Regions from separate parts of the Homo sapiens genome. Here regions 2, 3 and 4 are each linked to region 1. Evidence: chromatin contacts called from ENCODE Hi-C or POLR2A ChIA-PET data. All regions are on one chromosome and are shown on one strand. Each heading gives the region's core, a stretch centred on a gene start or an enhancer-like site at or near the end of the contact. The rest is flanking DNA. Distances are from core to core; before and after follow the strand shown. Region 1 overlaps SLX4IP (SLX4 interacting protein). Region 2 overlaps LOC105372529 (a long non-coding RNA gene). Region 3 has its middle 7.9 kb from the start of PARAL1. Region 4 has its middle 82 kb from the start of LINC02871.

What was found. Hi-C counts contacts between places; a loop is a spot of excess contacts on that map. ChIA-PET counts read pairs that join two places held with the same protein, here RNA polymerase II (POLR2A). Pooled maps may share reads with other maps.
Region 2: a map of PC-9 shows a loop between it and region 1 (4-fold over the local background). The contact joins two enhancer-like sites. A Hi-C loop is called at or near these places in 2 of 168 maps with a recorded cell type or tissue (A673 and PC-9), 3 of 37 single-sample maps with no recorded cell type and 3 of 50 pooled maps. POLR2A ChIA-PET finds 5 or more read pairs at or near these places in 1 of 52 experiments (MCF 10A).
Region 3: a pooled map shows a loop between it and region 1 (3-fold over the local background). The contact joins two enhancer-like sites. A Hi-C loop is called at or near these places in 9 of 168 maps with a recorded cell type or tissue (A673, MCF 10A, PC-9 and 6 more), 13 of 37 single-sample maps with no recorded cell type and 25 of 50 pooled maps.
Region 4: a loop to region 1 is called in a map of mammary epithelial cell, with 3 times the contacts of the local background. The contact joins two enhancer-like sites. A Hi-C loop is called at or near these places in 2 of 168 maps with a recorded cell type or tissue (HepG2 and mammary epithelial cell), 1 of 37 single-sample maps with no recorded cell type and 4 of 50 pooled maps. POLR2A ChIA-PET finds 5 or more read pairs at or near these places in 2 of 52 experiments (A673 and WTC11).

The regions. Positions count from the first base shown.
Region 1 is chr20:10,557,295-10,560,849 of GRCh38, reverse strand. It overlaps SLX4IP (SLX4 interacting protein), which reads right to left. Exons shown (of 8, transcript NM_001009608.3): 4 at 30-150. Among named protein-coding and RNA genes, the nearest start is that of MIR6870, 91 kb to the left of the region's middle. RefSeq lists an enhancer at 1,728-2,107. Within about 2 kb of position 1,994, at least 8 of the 41 ENCODE cell types and tissues checked have a DNase peak (open chromatin) inside an H3K27ac peak, as active enhancers do; they include PC-9, where a contact is called at or near this core.
Region 2 is chr20:11,385,424-11,388,978 of GRCh38, reverse strand. The region is part of intron 1 of LOC105372529 (a long non-coding RNA gene); the gene reads left to right. Among named protein-coding and RNA genes, the nearest start is that of LINC02871, 360 kb to the right of the region's middle. Within about 2 kb of position 1,643, at least 2 of the 41 ENCODE cell types and tissues checked have a DNase peak (open chromatin) inside an H3K27ac peak, as active enhancers do; they include PC-9, where a contact is called at or near this core.
Region 3 is chr20:9,976,656-9,980,210 of GRCh38, reverse strand. No RefSeq gene overlaps it. Among named protein-coding and RNA genes, the nearest start is that of PARAL1, 7.9 kb to the left of the region's middle. RefSeq lists an enhancer at 1,591-2,790. Within about 2 kb of position 1,655, at least 2 of the 41 ENCODE cell types and tissues checked have a DNase peak (open chromatin) inside an H3K27ac peak, as active enhancers do.
Region 4 is chr20:11,106,658-11,110,212 of GRCh38, reverse strand. No RefSeq gene overlaps it. Among named protein-coding and RNA genes, the nearest start is that of LINC02871, 82 kb to the right of the region's middle. Within about 2 kb of position 1,997, at least 2 of the 41 ENCODE cell types and tissues checked have a DNase peak (open chromatin) inside an H3K27ac peak, as active enhancers do.

The DNA.
Region 1 (3,555 bases), core at 745-3,244:
TGTCCAAAATCAAAGTGCTCTGTGCCTACCTTTTAAGGACAAGGGATTGGATCTTGTGAATTCTGCATTTGATGGCCTGTGCTGTTTGCGAACTTCCAAGTACTCCTGAACTCTTGAATCAATGGTTTCTTTTAACAGTAAACAGACTTCCTAAAGCAAATAAAAAATTAGATATAACCTTCAAATTTAATGCAAAAAAATTAACATATATATTAAAAAGTTAACAATGAACATTTCATTTCATTTTGCTTTTTAATTTAGCTGTGAATGTTGAAAGGAATGTCATATGTGCTCATGAATAACACCGCAAATTTAAATTTGCTACTGAAGTTTGCTCGAAACCATGATGTTGGCTCACTGTGTGATCTGGGAAAGTCATTTCATTTCTTTCTGCCTCAGTTTCATATTTCTAAAAGAAAGATAAAAATATTTCAGTGTAAACATCAGGGCAAGGAGGTAATAAGTATGGTAAAGAATGCTTTCATATAAGTATCAATCAGTTGTACTGTGACAAATAGAAGAAATAAGTCAAGAAGAGCCAACACTGGCTGGCATCAAGGGCCCCAGGGAAACACCCAGTGTGGCCAGGGGACTGTAGACAGGGATGGGGCCAGGAGTAAGGGCATATTCATCCACTGCTGGTGCAACGGCATGGGGAACCCACACCACAGCCCAGTCAACAGCAAGCAGCCCCCCATGGTTTTAGGGGACTGTTTCATGTTTATAGGCACAGTGTTGCTAGATCTTTGTTCAAAAGGAGTCAGAAACAGTAATTTTTATATAAACTATCCCATTTTTCAAACTTGGTCTAAAAATTTTTAAAAATCTAAACACCATCATTCATTAGTTTCTGGTCTTGGGTTTACAAATCTACTCAAGAAGGAAACTGTTGAGCAGTGAGTTAAGCAGAGAACTGGAAATCACTAATCCTATTTTCTTCTACGCTCTTGTTGATGATACTGTATATGCCTTTGTTTTTGTAAAAACGTACTACACTCATGTACTAACAGTGAAAATAATATAATTTCTCTAAAGTAGATTAACATTTATTAGGCGACAGAAACACATGGTTTTAATTCAATTTCAGTATTCCTTATCACTAGTAAGTTTCAGGATAGGTCAATTGTTTTATTGTTTTGGTGTTATTTATAATAAAGGTAAACAAAAATTTAAGCCCAACACAATGGGAAGATACTCTTTGCAGTTGTTTCCTGCACTAACAGGAAATTGTGACCTAATGTAGAAAAAGAGAGTAAAATCATACACAAATCTAAATTTCTTAATTTAGATTAAGAACTGATGTATAAGAACTGATGATTCCTGTTTAATTCCCAAAGACTGCAGAAAACTCAGAGTTGCCCAGGTCACCTCAAACCTGTTTTGCTGGTTTCTTGCAATGTCATCTCAGGTTGATCTCTTAGAATCTTCACAAATTAAAACAACAAAATTTTTAGCTGTTCTAAAGAGCAATGATAGCAAAACTTTTCCTTTATTAAAAACACTTGTACTCCTCAAACAATATAGAAAACCCTTGATTTAACTCATGAGTGTGAGTTTCTAGATAAAGTACAAACACTGGTTTCCTCTCTCCTGCTTTTCATGTTGCAGCCTAAAGATGCAGTGCCTCATGGAATACAGAGATATCCCTTTACAGTTGAGTGTTTCGGCATTGTTCACACAACAAAAAGGCAGCCTTGCCGCCTCATAGGTTTTTTTTTTTTTAAAAAACAATTAAAGAATTTTGCTTCACATGCAGAGTTCAACTATGACTGGGCTAGAAAATATGTGAAAGACATACATGGAAACAAGGATTGCTAAAATTTGGCTATAAATGCCCTATAAGGCTAAAACTAAAAATAGCATGACAAAAATAAAGCAAAGGCTCATACACACAAACTTTCTCCCTCTAGCTGTGGGGCTTTCCTTCTGTGAGTCAGTTTGACGAATGCAAGGTAGACCAAGTGCAGTGTGATAGACACCAGTAACCGACCACACCACACGTCATGAAGCTTTCTCTTCAGAACCACAACAATGCAAGAAAAGAAAACTTCTCAGCTACCTTTGAGGGGCAGATAAGAAGAACAAGTTAAAATCAGTGCTCAAGACAGAGATGCAGAGGGCATCTCTAGGCTAACGGGCTGTGCTCGCTTCCTCGAGTTGACACATGGAACAGTTTGACTTCAACTGTTTGGGTACAAAGACTACTCGTGCTGCACTCAAAATAAACATATGTTAATACATGTAATTAGTTCTTTTTTCTAAAAAGGAACTGGATATTCTTAGGCTTTCACTGTATAAAATGACTGTTAAAATGGAATCAAATTGGTTGCTCATAAAATCCCAATCATGAGAGGATCTAAGGATAAAGAAGATGAAAGCCTGGGGACACTGAACCTAAGCTAAAGTCATAGCCTTTCTTCAACTAGCTTTTCTCCTTTCTTACGCACACACAAATGATCCCAGAGGAATTTTAACATCAGCGAATTGTTTTTTTTTTTTTTTTTTTTTGAGACAGGGTCTCACTCTGCCACCCATGGTGGAGTTCAGTGGCATGATCACAACTCTCACTGCAGCCTTAACCTCCTGGGCTCAAGTGATCCCCCCACCTCAGCCTCCAGAGTAGCTGGGATTCCAGACACAAGCCACCACATCTGGCTAATTTTTATACTTTTTATAGAGATGGGGGTTCACCATGTTGCCCAGGCTGGTCTTGAACTCCTAGACTCAGGCAATCCGCCTGCCTTGGGCTCCCAAAGTGCTGGGATTACAGGTGTGTGTCACTGCACCTGGCCAATATACATTTTAAAAGGGCAAATTAAAGAAGCAGCAGCAAACCGACCATTTGGTTTTGAGAGGCAAGCTCAGCCTGCTACAGCGACCTGCCCCTTGCAGCTGCCAGTGCAGCACTGCTCTGCAGGTCCTGTCATGCACTGCACAGCTTTGCTAAGTCATGCCCTGCTGCCCTCAAGTAGGTACTATGAGCATCCACGCAGCTGCATGTGGCTCCTAAAAAAACAAAAACCTAGCCTCACGCTTTGGCTATGAGGTGATTCACACACCCAGGGCTTTATTCTAAAGCATTCCAAATTAACTGAATCTTGGGCAAAACGGACTCAATATTAACAAGAAAGGTCTAAGGCCGATAAAGGTCTAAGGTGGCAAAGCCGAAAGGGAATGGAGAACAGGCCTGGAATGGTGGATTCCATAACATTGTTAATTTAAGTCAAGTCAGAAGATTTTGGGGTGAGGTCCCCTTGGGTGACTATTGGTCACTTTGGGGAAACGAGTGAACAGTTTTGAATCACAGCAACATGCGTTAGTAAGCTAGGAGTGGAATTATATGAAGGTAAGTGGCAGTAGGAGATGTTGATTGACTTGCTAAATATTTAAAAGTCCTGAAGAGAAGAGTCCACAGTTATTTACCTGAATGATAAATCCCACCATACAGAACCTTGTGCCTTCCTTTTCTCAGCTTTAGGTCACCAGGTATTCTTTGCAAAATAATGACAGCAAAGTCTTGATAATATTATCCTTTGAATGAAAATGTATTATCCT
Region 2 (3,555 bases), core at 394-2,893, 830 kb before region 1:
TTTTTCTTTGAGCCAGTTTTAACATCTTTTTCAGTTTTCTCATTTAATTAATGGATTAAATAAAATATCTGATACATGTTCACTTTATATTTCTGAATGAGAGTCACAGTGTTACCTTTTCATGAAAATCATCTTTAAAAGCTACTAATCAGGTAGAGCTAGCAGCTGGCAGGATCCAAAGAAAAGCCACTGTATCAGTGATGGCCTAGCTAAGCCCATGGGCCAACTCCAACTGGATGCCTATTTTGGCAGAGCCCAAAGCCTCTGCAAAACAGAAATTGTTTTTAATTTTTTAAATGTTTGAAATAAATGCTTTAAAATAATTTTTAAAGGTTTTAAAATTTTTATTTGAAATGTTTTTTAAATTTTTAAGAGGTAATAAGAATATTTCACAACACATTTCAAGTTTTCATTTTATTTCCAATTTCAAATTCAAATTTTAGTGTCTATAAGTTTTTCCAAAAAAAATACAGTAAGTCACCAATAGGTTCTTTGAAAATGTAACTTTAAGCAAAACCACTTATAAAAAAAACATGTTTTTTCCTTATCATTAGGCTTTGAAAAAAGAAATGTTATTTGAGGACCTGCCGTATGTTGTTTCACTTAAAGTCATAGTGATATGGTTAGACTTTGTGTCCCCACCCAAATCTCATCTTGAATTGTGGTTCCCATAATCCCCACCTGTCATGGGAGGGACCAGGTAGAGAGAATTGAACCATGGGGCTGTTTCCCCCATCCTGTTCTCATGATAGTGAATAAGTCTCGTGAGATCTGATGGTTTTATAAAGGGCAGTTACCCTGCACATGTTCTCTTGCCTGCCACCATGTAAGACATGCCTTTGCACCTCGTTCGCCTTCTGCCATGATTCGTTGTCTCCCCAGACGTGTGGAACTGTGAGTCAATTAAACCTCTTCCCTTTATAAATTACCCACTCTCAGGTATGTCTTTATTAACAGCATGAGAACAGGCTAATACACATAGTTTCCAAGAATTTATTGACGAAGTTAAGTAAGGACTTAAACTCTATGCCATTTATGCATTGTCTTTGGATACTTTCTCCTAAAAGGGCTGAATCGAAAAGTTGTGACAAAGAACCTATAGCTCACAAAGCTGAAAATGTTTGTTATTGGGCTCTCTATAAAAAAAGTTTGATAAAATCTGCTCTAGATTATCTTAAAGCAGTTCTTTCAAATGTTAAAAAGAATATGAGACTGAGCACAGTGGCTCACTCCTGTAATCCCACCACTTTGGGAGGCCAAGGCAGGTGAATGGCTTGAGGTCAGGAATTTGAGACCAGCCTGGCCAACATGGTGAAACCCTGTCTCTACTAAATATACAAAAATTAGCTGGGGGTAGTGACACATGCCTGTAATTCCAGCTACTTGGGAGGTTGAGGTAGGAGAATCACTTGAAACCAGGAGTCAGAGGTTGCAGTGAGTCAACATTGTGCCACTGCACTCCAGCCTGAATGACAAAGTGGGACTCCGTCTAAAAAAAAAAATATGAATCACATAGGATCTGGTAAACCTGCATATTCTGTTTCAGTTATCTGTGATGAAGTTTGAGATTTTGCATTCCTAACAAACTCCCAGATGACGTGAATGTTCTGACTCATGGTCCACACTTTGCAAAAGACTCTTCTACTTTTAAAAGAAGAAAAGAATATGCCTGACAAAGACTGCCTCAGCCAGGTTAGCAAGGTCAACATCAACAATGAATAAATCATGTTGATACTGTGTAACCTTCATATGATGCAACATTTTCTCCTTAAGCTCTTTCTCCTAAAAAACTAATAACCCCAGTCTAATCATGAGGAAAACACCACACAAATGCCAATAGGAGATAGTCTACAAAATTACCTGAACTGTACTCTCCAAAACTGTCAAGGAAGGACAGTCTGGGAATTTGTCACAGCCAAATAAGTCATGATAACTAAATGCAGTGTGGTTTCCCAGATCAGATGCTGGAACAGAAAACAGACATTAGGTAAGATCTGAGGAAATCTGAATAAATTAACAACCTAAATTAATAATATGGGTCAATATAGGTTCATTAGTTGTGACAAATATGCCATATTAATATAACCTGTTAATAATAAGGGAAATGATGCAAAGCCCATTGCAATTCTGACTATCTTTTCAAGTTTTCTGTTAATCTAAAACTGTTATTTAAAAAGTAATCTATCCTTATTTTATCAAATACTAAATAACAAGTTTTACCAAAAATTTTATAAATGGCTAACTCCAATCTTACAAAAACTCTCAGAATACAGAAAAAGAGGAAACATCTCACAGCTGATTTTTTGAGATTAGGGAAATGTCAATATCAAAATCAGACAAGGAGAGTATTAAACTTACTGTCTAGTGTCACTTATAAACACAGATATAAAAATATTAAATAGTATCTGTCAAATCAAATTCTATAATACATTAAAAGTAAACTTTTTTTAGGCTAAGCGTGGTGGCTTACGCCTGTAATCTCAACACTTTGGGAGATTGAGGTAGGCAGATCACTTGAGGTCAGGAGTTTGAGACCAGCCTGGCCAACATGGTGAAACCCCATCTCTACTAAAAATACAAAAACTAGCCGGGTGTGGTGGCGCATGTCTGTAATCACAGCTCCTTGGGAGGAGAATTGCTTAACCCTGGGAGGCGGATATTGCAGTGAGCCAAGGTTATGCCATTGCACTCTAGCCTGGGCAACAGAGTGAGACTCTGTCTCAAAAAAAAAAAAAAAAGTAAATAATTTTTGGTTAAGTTGGTTTTATCCCAGGAATACAATTAGTTTAACATTAGAAAGTAAGATTATATTATCTACTTTATTAACATATTAAAAGAAAAAACCTATATGATTATCTAAATAGATATGAAAAAGAGTGTTTGGATAAAATTAGCATTCACTTGTGGCTAAATATATATATGTAAATATACATATACAGATATCTTTAGCAATAATAGGAAAAACAATGATTTACTTAACCAGATAAACAATATCTTTAAAAATTATGGCAAACATTATGCTTAATGGTGAAAATTTTAAAGATCAATTTCTGAAAAAAAGAGGCTCATTATCACTACATCTGTTTCTCACTGTATTATATGTCTTTGATGTTGTAATTATATCAGAGAAGTAGATTAAAAAATGAGGACTTGGAATTTTTTTAAAGTGTCATTATCTAAAGATAGTATATTATAAATGCCTACCTAGAAAATTTAAAAGTTTAAGGGCCAGTTTTAGAATAAATAAGAGAGTTTGGCATTATTGTTGGTTACCAAATCAATATCAAAAGCCAACTGCACTTTTATATACCAGCAACAATCATTTAAAATATAATTTAAAAATTATACCATAGAAAATGGCCATATATCTACTGGAGTATGGTTAATATGGATGTTATCATTTGTCATAACTGAATAAATTGTACACTTATGTTTTTGAATCTTTACTGTATGTATATTTTAACTCAAAAATAAACTGTAAACAAATATTTAAAACATAAAAGTCTTTTTTATAAAAGAGTGTGGCTGGTCTTTAAGTGTTTGGGACACTTGCTG
Region 3 (3,555 bases), core at 406-2,905, 580 kb after region 1:
GAGTCTCAGTATGCCACCCAGTCTGGAGTGCAGTGGTGCAGTCATAGCTCACTGCAGCCTCGAACTCTTGGGCTCAAGCAATCCTCTTGCCTTAGCCTGCCAAGTAGCTGGGACTACAGTTGCACACCACCATGCCCAGCTATGTATTTATTTAAAAAAAATTTTTTTAGAGGTGGAGTCTTGCCGTGTTACCCAGACTTGTCTCAGATTCTGACTTCAAGCAATCCTCTTGCCTCAGCCTCCAGAGTTGCTGGGATTAGAGGTGTGAGCCACCATGCCCAGCTGAGGCATCATTTTTGTTGCTCCTTATTTCTCACTATACTGTACAATGCAACTTATTTTTCTTTGTTTGCAACTCTTCAAGGGGTAGCAATAATTGAAGATACTCAATTAATTAGTTTGAAGAGGCCAGTATCTTCTTGTGTGACCACTGGAATCAGAAACAATTTATCTCCACAAATCTGTCTGAAAATGCATGTCCAATATGGTAAAATATTCTCCATTTTGTTGATCATTTGTGTCAAATTTTAATCCCAAGGTGACTTCCTTTTCACAGCTGGACATCTTTCTAAACCATGAAGACTGATTTGACTAAACTAACACTAGGATGATAAATCCCATCACAGATAAAAAAGAAAAAAATCCATTCTGCATGCCTAAAGCAATACTTTAAAGAGACTTTGCTATTTATTAACTGTTCATATTGCTGCTTTTTTGTTTAGCATAGCTAATGCTCCTTTTGAAAACTATTTTGAATTTTATGGAAGTTTATTGCAAATTATCTTTTTATTTTATAAACTGTATTGGTCCGTTCTCATGCTGCTATGAAGACATACCTGAGACTGGGTAATTCATAAAGAAAAGAGGTTTAATTGACTCACAGTTCCACATGGATAGGGAGGCCTCAGGAAACTTACAATCATGGCGGAAGGGGAAGCAAACATGTTCTCCCTCACATGGTGGCAGGAGAGAGAAATGTAGAGTGAAAGGGGAAAATGCCTCTTATAAAACCACCAGATCTTGTGAGAACTCACTCACTATCACCAGAACAGCATGAGGGTATTGCCCCCATGATCTAATCACTTCCCATGTGGTCTCTCCCCCAACATGTGGGGATTACAACTAGGATTACAGTTCAAAATGAGATTTGATGGGGACACAGAGCCAGATCATATAACAAACTTCAAGAACTATTCCCAAATATTTCTCATTTCTTTTCCAAAAGATAACTGTGGAATAATTCTACCAAATGTTACAGAAATCAATGTATTCTGAGGAGTTTCTGGACATCCTCTATTTTTAAAGACCCCTGTTCCAGTGGGTATCTGTATCTCCTCTGCATTTGGATGTCTTTTCGGATCAGCTGAGCAATATCAGAGATCTATTGAATCCTTTCAACCTTCATATAAAAATGGCACGTTGGCCATAGCTTTGGCCTAGAACACAAAAATTGAGCACTTCAGTTCAACAAGACAATGATAAGTGGTGGAGCTCAGACAAGAGAGACAAAGAAATGACACTGCCATCTTTTGGAGAATTCAGAAGTTAGGGGTATGTTTTTGTCTTGTGCTCTTTCTGGCAAATATTTTCCCCTTATGCGTCATCTTGTCTTTTGCTAGGCATTACACATAGCAACAGCACCACCTATTGCCTATTCTGTTGGTTTGCTGTCACGAGGATTTTCCTAACGACTCATATACAGATACAGAGGATGCAGCTCACAGTTTCACTTTAATCGCCCTACCTTTGTTATCTTAATGAGCATCTTTATTGTACAGCAGTTTTATGGTTAGCTCAAAAGCTCACCACTATTAAAAAGATATTTTAAAATAAACCATTTCTTAGCTCCTAAACTCTCTCTTCTTCAAAATAACAAATTGTGTCAGTAGAGGGTGAATAAGTGATTCATCTTAGGAGGGATCTAAAGTTAACTTTAATAACACAAGCTAACTAACTAACCTAATTCTGTTTTATTTCCTTAGCCTCAAGTATTGTTTCTGCTTTCAGGAATAGACATGCTAGAGTTATGAGTTGATGTCAACTTCTTTTTTTAAACGCAACTACTCTTTTTTAAGTACAACTACAAGTTGTACTTGGTATTTGTGTACAATAGAATCTTGGGAGAACTTTATGAATATGTTATTTATTTAAAGATCCTTATTGGAGAAAGCATGGAAATTCTATTTTATTCCTACTTTTGCAGAATTGTGAAATAGACTGGATGAAATATGAGTCAAGATTGCTTTGAAGTTGGGTGTAATGATCTTCAGACCCAGAATGACTTCTAAAGAAATAATTAAAGTGAGCACTAATAGTCTTACCTACAGCTTCCTGATGTTGGGCCACATAAAAGCAATGACTCACACACAATAAGGGATGTGAAATGTTTGAAAAACAAGGGAAGGGAAGATGGAATTAGTACAGAGACTATCAAATCACAGCACAGGAAGTGCAGGCTCAAAGCAGAGCCTAGGACAGGGATCCCTCTGTGTGTGTGATGTACCGAGAAAGCACTCTTCAGGGTAAACCCTCAAGGGGATTAAAAGGGATGAGAAAGGATTGCAAGGATGTGGTCTTAGGTAAGGTCTAGCCTCAGGCAGATCCCATAGGGAGAGCTCTAAAACATAAGCCGTATCACAGATTTATGTCCCTATATCACTCAGTCACTGGCTGTTTGTCCATGGTTACACAGAGGGAAGACAAAACTTTCCTGGCAAGACACCCCTTCTGCACTGAAAGTAGTCCTCTGGGGAAAGAGTGGCTGGAAGCCATTTGGCATCTAACCTTCACAGCAACTGGGTGATGGGCATATGGAATGCCTAGGAACTGAAGGTAGACTTCAGACAAGAGTGCGAGTGGAAAGAACCCAGGCTGTTGCTGATGAGCTACACGAAGGCATTAAAAGCAAAAGACAAGGAAAGGACTGATGGGAGACACAACTGCTTTTTATTCTTAGCTAACACGTGGACAAAGCAGGGGTTAGGGGGACTGACCCCCTGTACAGTCTAAAATCTGTGTATAACTTTAGACTCCCTCAAAACTTAACTAGTAATAGCCTACTGTTGATTAGAAGCCTTACTAATAACATAAACTGTTGATTAACACATATTTTGTATGTTATGTGTATTATCTACTGTAGCCTTATAATAAAGTAAGCTAGAGAAAGGAAAATGTTATTAAGAAAATCCTACAGAAGATAAAATATATTTACTTTCCATCAGGTGGTACTGGGTCATTATAAAGGTCTTCAGTCTCATCATCTTCACATTGAATAGGCTGAAGAGGAGGAGGAAGATGAGAAATAGGTCTTGCTCTCTCAGGGGTGGCAGAGGAGGAAGAGATGAAGGAGATGAAAGGGGAAACAGGAGAGGCAGGCACACTCAGTGTAACTTTCATTGAAAACTTGTATATAAGTGGGCCTGCACAGTTCAAATCCATGCTGTTCAAGAGTCAGCTGTGTATTATCAGTCAATTACGTTTAAAATAAAACTTTGAAGCTAGACATATAATTCATTGCAAGCTTATTTCTAATTTAACCAGACTAGTTAGAGTTAT
Region 4 (3,555 bases), core at 748-3,247, 550 kb before region 1:
GACAGGCAATCAATACCCACAAGCAGAGACACCTTACTAAATGGCAGTTGATCCAAGATGAGTAAATGAGACCAGGCAAGACCAACAGAATTGCCTAACTAAAACCATCAAATTACTGACCCTAGAATGTTGAGCTAAGTAAATAGCTGTGCTTTAGCCATTAAGCCTAGTTTAATCCGTATAAATGTAAGACATTATGTTTTGCAGTTATTTGTTACATGGAAAAAGCCAACTGATACACAAATGCATGCATACATTCATAAAAACAAGGTAATAAGGAGTGGTGAGGGCTGTGGCAAACTGAGAAAGGCATGCCTATTTAAAATAATTTAAATATAGTTTTTGTTTGTTTGTTTGTTTGTTTCGAGACGGAGTCTTGCTTGTTGCCCAGGCTGGGGTGCAGTGGCATGATCTCAGCACGCTGCAACCTCCACCTCCTGGGTTCAAGTGATTTTCCTGCCTCAGCCCCCGAAGTAACTGTGACTACAGGCATACACCACCATGCCTGGCTAATTTTTGTATTTTTCGTAGGGATGGGGTTTCACCGTATTGGTCAGGTTGGTCTCAAACTCCTGACCTCAGTGATCCACCCGCCTCGGCTTCCCAAAGCTTTGGGATTCCAGGCGTGAGCCATCGCGCCCAGCCTTAAATATAGATTTTAAAGAAACTCAACTTGCCATAGGAAACACATCTGGAAGTTGCTTGCCAGCCAAGAGTGTTTGTCTTCTGACCTAGTCAATTCCCTCAACCTTACAAACGAGGAAATTGGTCCAGAAAGTGACTTACATGGCCATGGCTAGTTCATGCCAGAGCAAAAATAGAATTAAGGTCTTCTGATATCCTGTAAAGGCCCTTTTTCTTCAACAAGGGGCTGGCTGTTCTATCTGAAACAAGCATAGCCTGAAGATAAGAAAAGGACAGCATGAAACTAAAATCGTTCAATTTTTTATTGGGGGGGTCTCAAATTTATTTTAGGAAAATTGTTTCAGAATGAGGGAAAGAATCCTGTGATTTAATTTTGAGGAAAAAAACATTCTTAGAAATGTTTCATAAACTGAAAATATTCTGTCCACTGAACATATTACCTTTGCCCATTAATTATAATTTTTGTATGTTCTGGAACCCAGAGAGAGTAACGAAGTTCTTGAAGTCTTAAAATGAATGGAAAATGATCCTGTTACATAACTCTTTGATAAACTAACTCCTGTCCAGTTACATAAGAGAATAACAAAACCCGTATTATATGTCCTCTGAACACATAACGCCACCTTTTGTAATTGTGCAAATTACTACCTTTAAAATGAGTTTCATCACTGGTGATATAAGTCATATCATAAAGGATAAACAGACGTTTTGACAGGTATCAGACATTTGGCTACAAAAGAAAAACAAGTTGTAGAGTCCATTTTCATTCAATGCTGTTTCTTTGAAGCAGACAGAAACCCAATGATGTCTCACACCACACCATGTGTTTATTTGATATTTTTGCATGGAGGCTGACTCTTTTACCCATGCTACAAGCTTCTCTTGCACTGAGCCACTAAATAGGGGTTGGCAAATGGAGAGGTTTAATTTAAACTGTGTATTTTCTTATCTGGGTTTTGCCTATCCTAACAAGGTGTTGTTGATTTGTTCAATGCAGCCCAAGACTAAAATAAATTTAAATACAAAGAAACAATGTGGTGTTGGCATCCTTCTGTGTGGTTAGCATCTGTGTATTGTGAAGGTATTTAGAAATGCCTTTTGGAATGCGGATGCAAGCAAGCACACCTAAGTATACGCAGGAGACATGGGAAGCACTGTGAAGGAGAGTAGGGTGGCAGGCATGAAGCAGAGAACAAGAGCACAGCCCAATTCCCATTACTTAATACAACGCATTGTGAGGCCAGAGCCTCGTGGGAGCCAATCACCAGCTGACAAAATTAGATTCTGAATCATGCTTTGTAATTCTTTCTAATGCCAGCCAGGGATGAGAGCCTGCTCTGGGAACTAGTCCCTCCCAGAACCTACCCCCCACCCAGTGTTCCTTATCAGCCCCCAGCCAGCTGTCAGCTTGTAAGGTTGCTGGACAGAGCATTTAATTCTCAAGGTTATGCATTAATATTCAAATTCTTTCTTATCCATAGACTGTGACTTAAGCATGAACTTTTTTTTTCCATCTCCACCCTCTTTCCTGCGTGAATTTCCTTCCATAGATTTTACCCCAAAACCTTTGAATTGAATGGCCACAGAAAGGAGAGCCATTTACAAAACGTGTCCTGAGCCAGTTCTTCTGCAACATAGGCATATCCCCAGAGAAATGCTCTTTATTTTCCAATTACAAAAACAAATCTTATTAAATATTATTTAAAATACATCTCCACCCCTAAATCCTCTTTTCCCCTCCAGCTGATGTCTGAAGTTGTTGGCAAGTAAATTGGAATTAGTTACGGTGGAAAATAAAGCTATCAGAATGTAGCCAGATATCTCATATTGCTTAGGATGGCCCTGGGTTTCACACGGATGCCTTGGAGAATACAAAGATTAGGACATTTACCAGGCAAAACTTAAATGATCTCAACAACAAAAATACACCTGCATGTTTACTAGGAACCATACAACTAAAAGGTGTGCATTATGAGAGATCTAAAAGCAATCCGTGCTATTTCATGTCAGAATGCATTTTGGCCTCAACTATCAGACTAATTTAAAGAAAACTTAATGGGGTTTTGGTTTTGTGTTAGTTAATGCTAGTGTTCATTATCTGTACAAAGCACCTTGATGTTTAATTTACTTTCCATTTGTGGGATAACTCACAGTCCAATGTAGGAAAGTCCTGTTCACTCAATTGAATAAACAGTTATCAGTGGCAATCTGCACCGAAGGCACAGGCACTTTAAAGGATACAGAGATACAAGGACGATGCCTGCTCTCATGGATTTTTTATTATAAGCAGGCAGGTAGATCTTTTGCAAATTTCCATCTAGACTCTCCACTAGCTTTAGGGCTTTGAATAAATTATTTAAATGTTCTAGCCAGAAGGATCACTTGAGGCCAGGAGTTCAAGACCAATGTCAGCAATATAGTGAGACCCCTTCTCTACAAAAAACAAAATTAGCCAGGTGTGGTGTCGCACCTGTAGTCCTAGTTACTCAGGAGGCTGAGGCAGGAGGATCCCTTCAACTCAGGAGTTTGAGGCTACAGTGAGCTGTGATCATGCTTCTGCTCTCCAGCCTGGATGACAGAGCAAGACCCTGTCTCTATAAATAAATAAATAATAAAATAAATAAATAATACTCTAAGCTTCAGTTTCCTCACGTATAAAGCGATAACCTCAATGTTTTTTCTTAGGCTTGAAGAAACCAAAACATAGGCATTAGCCTTAACACACTGCTCAAAACACAGTAAGCCAAAAATAAGTATTATATGATTATTAGCTATTCTGATAGAAAAGATAAACTTATCTTTCAAAAAACTAACAATTTTAGATAAGATGCTGGAGCTCAGAGCCAGGTTTTAGAAATATTATAAAGCACATGGGGAGTATCTTCAGTTTATCTTCAAGTGTCCTTTAAA